Linked DNA regions of Homo sapiens: all the other regions are linked to region 1. A link is a contact called in ENCODE Hi-C or POLR2A ChIA-PET data. All regions are on one chromosome and are shown on one strand. The core of a region is the stretch at or near the end of the contact, and the rest is flanking DNA. Distances in the headings are between cores, read along the strand shown.

Region 1 (3,220 bases), core at 1-2,500:
ACTTAGGTCATGTAAACAGCCTGGGATTTATCATGTCGGAAGCCGGGGATTTATCATGTCGGAAACTTGTCACCCACATGCCAGAATTTGGGATTCTGGCACACACCACTTCTTGTGGTTACTGTAATCTTCCCCACCAGCCTAGCAATTCACTATCAGCAATAACAAGGCTACATGAACCGAAGAGCATCACGACGATGTTACTCATATGGCCGTTTTGGAACCAAACAGCTTTAGTGGTAAGAACCTAAACAGTACAGTCAGCGATAACAGAACAAGGGTTTTCTCAGAAACACTTCTGCTAGCAAACCCAGCTGGGGGAACGCCGCGGTAGAGCTCCGGATCAACGAATCAAAATTATATAACGCAGGAAAAAAGAAAAGGAGGAGCCGGCGACTACCGGGGGAGGAGTCCCGGCCCGGGCGGAGTCGGCCGGGCGGCGTTCCCGCTGGGGCGGCGCTTCCCCCTTTGTCTCGCATTTCTCTCTGCGCCACATTTTCTCGACGCTGCCATTTTGAGCTCCTCCGCCGGGCGGGGTAACAAAGGCGCCGCCGCCATGTCCGAGGCCGGCATTTTGTACTCGCGACTCAGCCACATGGCTGATGCCGGCCGCCCTCCTACCCCAACAGCACCAGGGCTTTGGAAGTGGTCCCCTCGCTCCCACAGAATGCCCGGCCACCCCAAAAACACCTCCCGAAACGCCGCACCTAACAGATGTTCCTTCGTCTGCCTCGAAGCGTCCCGCTTTCATCCGCACAATACGCTCCCTCTCAACTCCCTCAACAGCTACCAAATGGCAGCCGCCCCGACAGCTCCCCAATCCCCACACAAAAAGCAAGCTTGAAGACACTACACCGTCAAATCTCTTCCAATCACTGTGACGTGAATATCAAAATGGCGCAAGCCTTCGGGAAAGGAAGTCCCAAGATAGCCCGGAAAGGCCAAGTCCAAGCCGCAAAGCCCCCGCCGGCCGCCACCCTGACCCGCCCTCCCATCCCCCCACCCGCCAGGCCTGACAGCTCGGCTCCCAAACTCACCCTCGGTCCCGGCCGCGGTCTCGGTCACTCGAATAACCCGACATGGCGTCAATGGTTGCGGTTGGCGGGGAACGAAGTATATAGAAAAGCGTGCGACAAGTCGCTGGAAATGGCCTCGATGACGGCGAAGCCTTGCGGGGGCGGCAGCGGAGGAAGGACACCGATGACACCAGCCGAAGCTGCACTACTAGAGACCGGTAGAAATGAATGAGGTGCCGGCCGCTTTCCGGCAGCCGCTTTTATAGTCTGGACCGCCTCCTACGCCGCAGGGAACGCTGGGAGCCGCTCTATGACCTAATCGCCCCGCCCCTCGCGCATAGGCCGCAACGCCCGCTGGCGTTCCAGGATCGCCGCGCTTTCACCCCTCCCCGCGCCACTCTCTCAGGTCAGGGCCCACCCACCATTGGAATGCCTCATTCTGCACTCTCTTGACCTCACCTTCTTCTGGTCTTTCCACACCTCAAGCAAGCCACCCCGCCCTTTCCCAAGCCCAGCCCCGCCCACCCTCGCCACTCGGAGATGTTTACGTCTCCAAAGAGCCCTCACGTCTGTAACCAAAAGAGGGGGAAGGCGGGGCCTGGCGTTGTCACGTGGCTGTACCACCCCGGACCACCGAGAGAGCGGTCCGCACTACTTTCCCGTTGACGTCGGCGGAGGGATACAAAACGAAATAGCTCACCGGAAGTGCGCTGCTCGCACCCCGGGACCCGCCCGGGCTGCCGGCTGATGTGGACCGTCCGACCCGCGTGTCTGATAATCCTTTGACGGGTTTTGGTCGGCGGAGAATGGTCTCTAAACTTCCCAAACCGCCCCCGTTTCACGTCCTGTGAAAGGAAGTGCTCCTCTGATGACCAATCAGCGGCGAGAAGCTCTTTTAACGTCCGTCCTTCTTTCACGCCTCCTTCCCCGCGCTTTGGTTCGTGCGTCCGCGCCCCAGTGTCGGGTCTGCGTGGATCGGTCCTTCCAGGACACCGTCGCCTTCCCGGCCGCGTCGGAGTCCGGCGGCGACCTGCCTCTGAAACATGGCAGGCTCGGATGCTGGTGAGTGTCTCCCTGGGGTCCCAGTATGTGTGGACTGAAACCGTCCACCTCCAGGGAGGCCTCGGGCTAGCCCGGACTGGGTCTGGGCTGTCGGCGGGGCTCGTGACCTTCAGACGCCGCGTCGCGCTGGCGGGTTCCCTGGATAGGGTCTCTCAGCTTCACCACCTCTTCGCTTCGAGGCCGTGGAACAGCAGTATGCTGTGGGAGAGAGAGAGGCACTGGGGCGAGGCCGGTAGGACACTTGGGTCCTGGCTGTAAAAAGAGCGGTCAGAAGGGTCGTCCCCGGACTTGTCTTTCTGTGGGGCGTCTAGCCGCTGTCCGTGTGCCCTCCGCCCTTGCACTATGGGCCCTGAGGTCGTACCTGCTTTTGTATTGGTCTTTAAAGGAACAGCATTCTTAAGATTTATTATGCCCCTGCAGAATAGTAGAATATGCCCCTGTAGAATAGTTGTGCTTTTTTCTCTTCAGTGCCCTCTAGAGTCATGGGCTTTGTCTAGCACCGCTTTTGAAGAGCGAATTAATTTGGTTGTCTAGGACGCTTTCATCCTTTTCACAAGGACTGCGTACAAACCAGTTGTCATGGTTTGGCCAGCTGTGAGAAATGGGCGTGGGGAGGGGGATTATGTGCATGGAAAATACACTCTCATTCGTTTCCAGAACGTTACGTGTCCAGAACATAGTGGAGATGTTTGTTTCTAATACCGATTGAAAGTGCTTTCCTACCAATTCCCAGGCATTTCAAGGAACAAGTATTTTAAGCTAAGTTACTTTTGGTACAGAAACCGTTAAACTTTGCAAATCCCAGCAATATCTAGGGGAGAGGAGAATGTGGTACGCAGGAAACGTCAACAGTATTGATAATTCTGAGCTTCATGTACTTCCCATATTTTCTTTCATATAGATCGATATAATAAAAAAGAAAAACTAACAAATGCATTACCGTTGATGTTGTTATTATACCAGTTCTTAACAGCCTAAGTTTAATCACCACTTTTTCCGGCACCAGAGAAACCCTGACTTGCACAAGATAATTGGGTAAACACAAGACCAATACTATTGCAAGTGCGAAGCAGCCTCCATTAATGAGTTTCTGGTAACCTCGGATTATCATTAAACTGTTGTTTATGACATAATATTCCTGT
Region 2 (3,220 bases), core at 198-2,697, 4.1 Mb before region 1:
GTTCACTTCTCAAGCCTCATTTTGAATACCCGTCTTTTAATCTAATTACCATTTTATATCCTTAGCTACTAAAACCACCTGGAGCATGGCTGATTTCTTGACTTGGAAACCTGTTAACAATAATGCCTAGCTCCTAATCTTCTTAATGTTTTTTCACTTCTTACCAAGAATATCCATTAAATGTCTAAAAGAAATACAAGCATACACAGATCTACACACACTGAAATCCCAGTCATGAAAAATTAAGACATTCCGGCCATAAACTGTGCAACAAGACACTTCCAGTTAGTGTGTGCTTTAGTGATCATGGACAGCGGTATCAGAGTGAGTGGTAGGGGGTTGGGGCTGCCAACAATATACTGTGCCTCAGAGCCAATAAGCAGCAGGCCGGGACTGGCAGCCAGGCCAGTCTCTAAAGGGAGATTTAACACAATATCTGAATGCTGGACTTCCCAATGCCATTTCATGGAGAGGGATGGAGCGAGAACTGGGCATCAAGTGCAGTCAAAGGCTTTGGTCAACGTCGGAGGAGATGAAACCTAAGACAAGGTCTGGTGCCAACGCCAGCTGTCCAGTCTCATCTCACCTCAAACACAACTTCATTTCAGATCGTTCTTATCAAAGTCAGCCGCTCAAACGGTGAAGGGTGGCAGAAGCGGATGGCCACAGCCCTCAAGAGACAGGCATAGGCTCTGGGAAAAGGCAGGGACTCCCCAGATACGAAGGGGCTTCCAGTAGCAGAGAGGAGCGCTTTGCAGCCGCCTCCTCGTCCCCTTCCAGCTAAGGCTGTTAGGAACGAGGTTAGGATGTTATTTGAGGTTTTTATGAAGGAATGATAGGAGAAAATGGCAATGAAGGATGAGGGGGGCTGGATGGGCTGGAGCCGCCCAAGAAAACGGGGAGAGGACTTCCCTGGACACATCCAGGATCACAACGCCACCAGCGAGCACGGGCACTGCCCTGCCAGCGCCGATCCCCCTCTCTCAGGACAAGCCCCTTTCCAAACGGCCCTAATTCCCAAACGCTGCTTCCCACCCGACCTCTCTCCTCCACCACACTCCCCAAGGCCGGCCGCCTTTCCCTTCCGCCTCAGGCGCCCCACGCCCTCAATCTCCCCTCTCCCTCCCGGTTACCCACCCTCCAGGCTGCCCGTCGCGGGCCTCCCAGGCAGCTCGCCCAGACCCCTCCCCCCTCACCTCTCCTCAGCGCCTCCTCGTAGCTGAGGAATCCGATCCGTGACTCCTTGGCACCCATGCTCCCCTCATCCCCTCGGCGGGGGGTCGGAGCCTGATCTCGCCCCCACCCCCCTCCCGCCTTCTCCTCGGCGTCCCTGGGTGACGGTGACGGTGTCGGCGTCCCCCGCCCCCACCTCCCCCCACACTAACAAGTGCGGCTTCTGCCCCGGCGGCTCCTCCCGGTCGCCGCCACCGCCTCCATGCCGGATCACGTGACTCTTCCGCCCCGCCCCCTTCCCCTGCCTCCTACTCCGCCCTTCTCTCTCCTCTCTCTCCTCCCTCTCCTTCCCTCCTCACGCCCTCTTGCCACTTCCGCCCCCTCCCGCCAGCTCCGCCGAGGGTCACGGGACCCGAGGCCAGACACTGTTCCCGGTAACGGCCGCCCAGGGCCGCACGCTCCGCCCCTCCCCAAGCTAACCGCGCGCAGGAGCGCCGGGGAGGGGGACGCATCTCCGCACGTAACGCATCGTCCCATCTTCCCGCCAATCGCAGCCGCGCGCCCCGCCCGGGCGCCTCCGCTGGCGACGGGGGGTGGTGACTTCCGGGGCGCTTGAGGACGACCCCCCCCGCCCCCGCGCCCACATGTTCTGGCGTTCGGCGGGTGGGGTCCGAGCAGCTGACGGTTAGTGTGGCAGTTGCCGGGACCTAACATGGAAGACCGCAGAATCTTAGGGAATGGGGTTCTGAGGGATGCGGCATATGGCTCAGAAGAGAAAGGAGTGGGTAGGCAGGGAGCTCCCAACCTTAGGGACGTCTTTGACTGGGAGGGCGTTGTGAAAGGAAAGGAGAATCTCAAGGCTTTCCTGTGACAAAAGAATGCTCACACCTAGCGGGAGATCCCTGAGGAAAGTGGACCTTGTTAACGAAGTGGATCTGCCTTTTCGGGTCATCTCGCCTGCCCGGCCCACCTTCTCCTCCTGACCATGCCTCTTGTACACATTCTCTGGAAAGCGCTGTGCAAAAGGCTTATCCTCTCTCCCAGAGTTTCTCCCCGAGAAACATGAGGGCTACAAGGCTTAGCGTGGAGTCGTTTTAATCTGTGGTAAAATATACGTAACAAAATGTACCATTTTCACAATTTCTAAGTGAGTTCAGTGGCGTTAAGAACATTGATATTGTTTTGCATCCATTGCCACGTCCCATTTCCCACCGTTTTTCATCTTGCAAAAGGGAAACTCTGTGCCTATTAAACGGTAACTCCCCAATCCCCCTCCCACTGGTCCGTGGCAACCGCTGTCCTACTATCAATTTCACTACTCTTAAGTATTTCCTCTGAGTGGAACTCTGCAGACTTTCTCTTTTGTGACTGGCTTATTTCACTTGGCATCGTGCCTTCCAGGTTCATGGTGTGGCAGCATGTGACTGACTCTCCCACTCCACCTCTCCATTTCCCAAAGAATGAAAAGCAGGGATGTGAACAGGTATTTGTGCCCCCGTGTTTATAGCAGCATTATTCACGAGAGCCAAAAGGTGAACACAACCTATAGGAAACCATAAATGGAGAAACCAAATGGGGTGTATATGTACAGTGGAATTATTATTTAGTTCCTTGATTTTCAACTCTTATTTAGTTTGCGTCTTCAACCTAAAAGTCACGGAATAAAGCTTCTGGAAAAGGAAGCAATATTGAAAAAGTAACCATTTGGATTAGATTGGACCCAAGGTGCCGGTTAGGTAATTTAGGGCCAGGGAAAGGTTATTAGTTCCTAAAACCAACAGATTCTAATATACCCTGCTAGAGAAAGAAGGTAATATTCTGTGTTTTTCTTTTTTTTTTTTTTGAGACGGAGTTTCACCCCTGTTGCCCAGGCTGGAGTGCAATGGCGCGATCTCGACTCACCGCAACCTCTGCCTCTCTGGTTCAAGCGACTCTCCTGCCTCAGCCTCCCGAGTAGTTGGGATTACAGGCATGCGCCACCATGCCTGGCTAATTTTGTATTTTCAGTAGAGACAGGGTTTCTCCATGTTGGTCAGGCTGTTCTCGA
Region 3 (3,220 bases), core at 721-3,220, 3.2 Mb after region 1:
GGCGCAGAGCTTGCAGTGAGCCGAGATTGCGCCACTGCACTCCAGCCTGGGCTACAGTGCAAGACTCCGCCTCAAAAAAGAAAAAAGAAAGAAAGAAAGAAAAGCCTTGCTACTGATGGTGCCCTCATCACCTCTCACCTGGTAACTACAATAACTGCGATAGACTTCTAGGGAATCTCCCTGTTGGTGCCCCAGGCGCACTTGCTACTGAGAATGCTCTTAGTTAACTGCATGATCGCTCCCTCCCCTAGTTAACTGCATGATCGCTCCCTCCCCTCCTTCATGCCATCCTCAAAAGATACCCTTGGGCCAGGCACTGTGGCTCTGTAATCCCAGCACTCTAGGAGGCCAAGGGGGGAGGGTCATTTCAGCCCAGGAATTCAAGGTCAGCTTGGGCAATACGGTGAAACCCCATCTTTACAAAAAATACAAAAATTAGCCGGGCATGGTGGTGCATGTCTGTAGTCCCAGGTACTCGGGAGGCTGAGGTGGGAGGATAGCTTAAATCCGGGAAGCAGAGATTGCAGTGAGTTGAGACTGCGTCACTCCAGCCTGGGCGACAGAGCAAGACCCTGTCTCAAAAAAAAAAAAAAAAAAAAAAAGACATCCTCTCAAGGAGGCCTGTGGTCATCCTAGTGAAAATTTCACATACACAGACCACTCCTTCCTCCCCCACACACCCACGCTTTATCTCTCCCTTCTGAGTTTAATGTTTTTCTTCTTACCACCTATCACAAAGTAAGTTATGAAGCATAATAATAAACTATATCCTCTTGATCTCACAACCCAGCCTAAAAATTAAAAGATTATCAGAGTTCAAGATCACCTTGGGCAACAAAGCAAGACTCCATGTCTGCAAAAAATACAAAAATTAGCCGGGCGTGGTGATGGATGCCTGTAGTCCCAGTTATTCGGGAGGCTGAAGCAGGAGGATTGCTTTATTTAGCCCAAGAGTTAGAGGCTGCAGTGAGCCATGATAATGCCACTACTTTTGAACAACAAAAGACCTATTAGCATTATAAAAATAGACTGCATTTGATTCCTTCACAGTAGCTGGATATTCTCCTTTTGCCCATGTCGTCATGTTGGGGCAATGAGAAACAACACACATGGCGATCTGGTGGATGCTTAAATCTAAACTGAGGCACTTTGTCACACTGGGTACATTTGTTTAGTAATTGCCTATTAAATGGTTTCTCCCTAAGAACATCACAATTTATCTTTACTTATTTATTTAACATTATTGATTGAATCTGCCATGCTTATCTGAGAAACATACATTTCTCCCGGAAATAAAAACCTTGCCAAAAATCACACAGGGGACCTTCAACTTCACCTTCATCAAACTAGTCTGAATTTCCTGTAAGCTGAGGAGAGATTTTCCCCACTGGGGCTCAGAGAAGGGGAGTCAGAGAACTCAGAAGGCCTGAAAGACTGAAAAGACTGGAGATCTCTAGAGGGTTCCAAGAAACTTGGGGGGAATTAAGCATTTCACGTAGGAACAGCACGTTATTGGGAGTTTACCTACAGAGATAAATATTTTTTCTTTGGCAGATCGTTCCACAAGGCCATGGATGGAATTCCTAGGGAGTTCCCTTGCAATTAAAAAAAAAAAAATCTAGCTTATTTATATTCGACCACTCCCTAGACCCATCTACAGTCTCTCAAGTCCCCACCTAGAACAGCACGCAGCCGATTCAGGACCCAGTAAGCAGCACTTCCGCGCCTACCCTATCCCTTCCTGGAGCACATCCGGGACTCGGCGAGGCGTGGTCTCGGGAGGCGGAGTCTGACGCAAGCCGGCCCAGCCCACCTGGCTAAATTCACAGTCGCGCTCGCTCCTTCCGCCCGCCAGAGGTCGCAGGCTGCGAGAGCAGGTTCCTGGTTTGGCAAGCACTCGCCCCCTCAGGCCCGTTCATTCTCGCGAGAGAAAGCGCGAGGCCTGCCGGGAGTGAGCGCGGCCGTACTTAGGTTTGCTCAAAATGGCAGCGCTGGAGGAAGAATTCACGTTGTCTTCGGTAGTCCTGAGCGCCGGGCCTGAAGGACTCCTAGGCGTGGAGCAGAGCGACAAAACAGACCAGTTTCTAGTGACAGACAGCGGCAGGACAGTCATCCTCTATAAGGTGAAGGCAATAGGTTTGGGAGCGCCCCGACTGCCTTCTCGCCCCTTTCTGAGCGCGGAGCTCGAGCTCAAGTTTCTCACAGCTTCAGAAAGAGATCGTGGAGAAGGCTTAGCAGAGAGCCGGCTGGGCCTGTTGGGGACGCTGAGTGAGGTCTGGAATCTGGCTTGCTTGCCTTCCTGTAAAGGCATATTTCCGACTTGCAGGGGCAGAGCGTCTGAGTGCACGTGGGTTAGACTCGGAAAAGAAAGAAAACCTGTGCTTTTGCTTCGGAACTCGCGGAATTGGCCTTGCTAAGATTCCCTCCTAGGGTCTTTATTATCTTAGCCGCCCGCGGGAGGATGGAACGGAGATTGGTTGGGCGGGAGAGGATGACACTGACAGAGTGGGAATAGTGGTTTAGCCGTGTCTACACTTCACACCCCTCTCTTTGTAGGGGCGGGGACAATTTTAGAGAGTGAGGGACTTTCTTGATAGCTCGCTAAGAATCTTGCCTCCAAGTGAGTTGTCTGTTGGCATCTCTGATTCACGCTGGGAATCCTGGAGTTGAGTCCTGGGAAAATCTGCAAGCCCTGCCCCCATTTCAGCCTAAAGCCTGATAGAGAACACTTTCTAACCTTGCTTTTGGTGGTCGCATAGAAAGCAGTTACTTTTCTCTGGGCTGCTGAACATAGTTTTCCATGTTTTAAAGAAGTTAGGTATCTGCTTTGACGTTTTGAGAACAGGTTGCTAACAGCTCCCTGTGCCGTTTTGACTCTGCTAACTCTATTGGGTTTCACTTGGGATGTCAAGTAGATTTGCAGTTTTGCAGCTCCTGCATAGGAATACAATGGCAGATTGGAATTGGATAGACATGATCCCAGATGTCCCTACTTAATTTCCCATGCCGCTGTTCAGAGGCATAACTTCCCATGCAGAGGCATAATATAATCAATTTTTAAATGTACTATTGTTTTTTTAACAAAGGGTTGCTTATTTACTTATTTAGGAACTTAGTTATATTTTCATTTTAACTACCCTTTTAGAGGTTTGGCCGGACGCGGTGGTTCACGCCTGTAATCCCAGAACTTCGGGAGGCCCAGGTGGGTGGATCACTTGAG

Evidence for each region. Hi-C counts contacts between places; a loop is a spot of excess contacts on that map. ChIA-PET counts read pairs that join two places held with the same protein, here RNA polymerase II (POLR2A). Pooled maps may share reads with other maps.
Region 2: a map of ascending aorta shows a loop between it and region 1 (13-fold over the local background). The contact joins the promoter of USP32 here to the promoter of DDX5 in region 1. A Hi-C loop is called at or near these places in 1 of 168 maps with a recorded cell type or tissue (ascending aorta) and 11 of 50 pooled maps. POLR2A ChIA-PET finds 5 or more read pairs at or near these places in 1 of 52 experiments (HepG2).
Region 3: a loop to region 1 is called in a map of CD8-positive, alpha-beta T cell, with 11 times the contacts of the local background. The contact joins the promoter of NOL11 here to the promoter of DDX5 in region 1. A Hi-C loop is called at or near these places in 2 of 168 maps with a recorded cell type or tissue (CD8-positive, alpha-beta T cell and naive thymus-derived CD4-positive, alpha-beta T cell), 1 of 37 single-sample maps with no recorded cell type and 12 of 50 pooled maps. POLR2A ChIA-PET finds 5 or more read pairs at or near these places in 1 of 52 experiments (CD4-positive, alpha-beta memory T cell).

The regions. Positions count from the first base shown.
Region 1 is chr17:64,505,039-64,508,258 of GRCh38, forward strand. DDX5 (DEAD-box helicase 5) reads right to left here and starts at 1,251. Exons shown (of 13, transcript NM_004396.5): 1 at 1,038-1,251. The coding sequence starts at 1,081. CEP95 (centrosomal protein 95) reads left to right here and starts at 1,939. Exons shown (of 20, transcript NM_138363.3): 1 at 1,939-2,078. The coding sequence starts at 2,060. RefSeq lists a silencer at 342-411 and enhancers at 502-711, 772-901, 1,602-1,841, 2,042-2,131, 2,113-2,729 and 1 more.
Region 2 is chr17:60,390,686-60,393,905 of GRCh38, forward strand. It overlaps USP32 (ubiquitin specific peptidase 32), which reads right to left and starts at 1,448. Exons shown (of 34, transcript NM_032582.4): 1 at 1,197-1,448. The coding sequence starts at 1,254. RefSeq lists an enhancer at 1,163-2,004 and silencers at 1,179-1,238, 1,269-1,488, 1,599-1,918.
Region 3 is chr17:67,715,966-67,719,185 of GRCh38, forward strand. NOL11 (nucleolar protein 11) reads left to right here and starts at 1,971. Exons shown (of 18, transcript NM_015462.5): 1 at 1,971-2,123. The coding sequence starts at 1,983. It overlaps LOC101928045 (a long non-coding RNA gene), which reads right to left and starts at 1,713. Exons shown (of 4, transcript NR_188294.1): 1 at 1,677-1,713. RefSeq lists enhancers at 1,882-1,961, 2,032-2,221, 3,144-3,220 and a silencer at 2,492-2,581.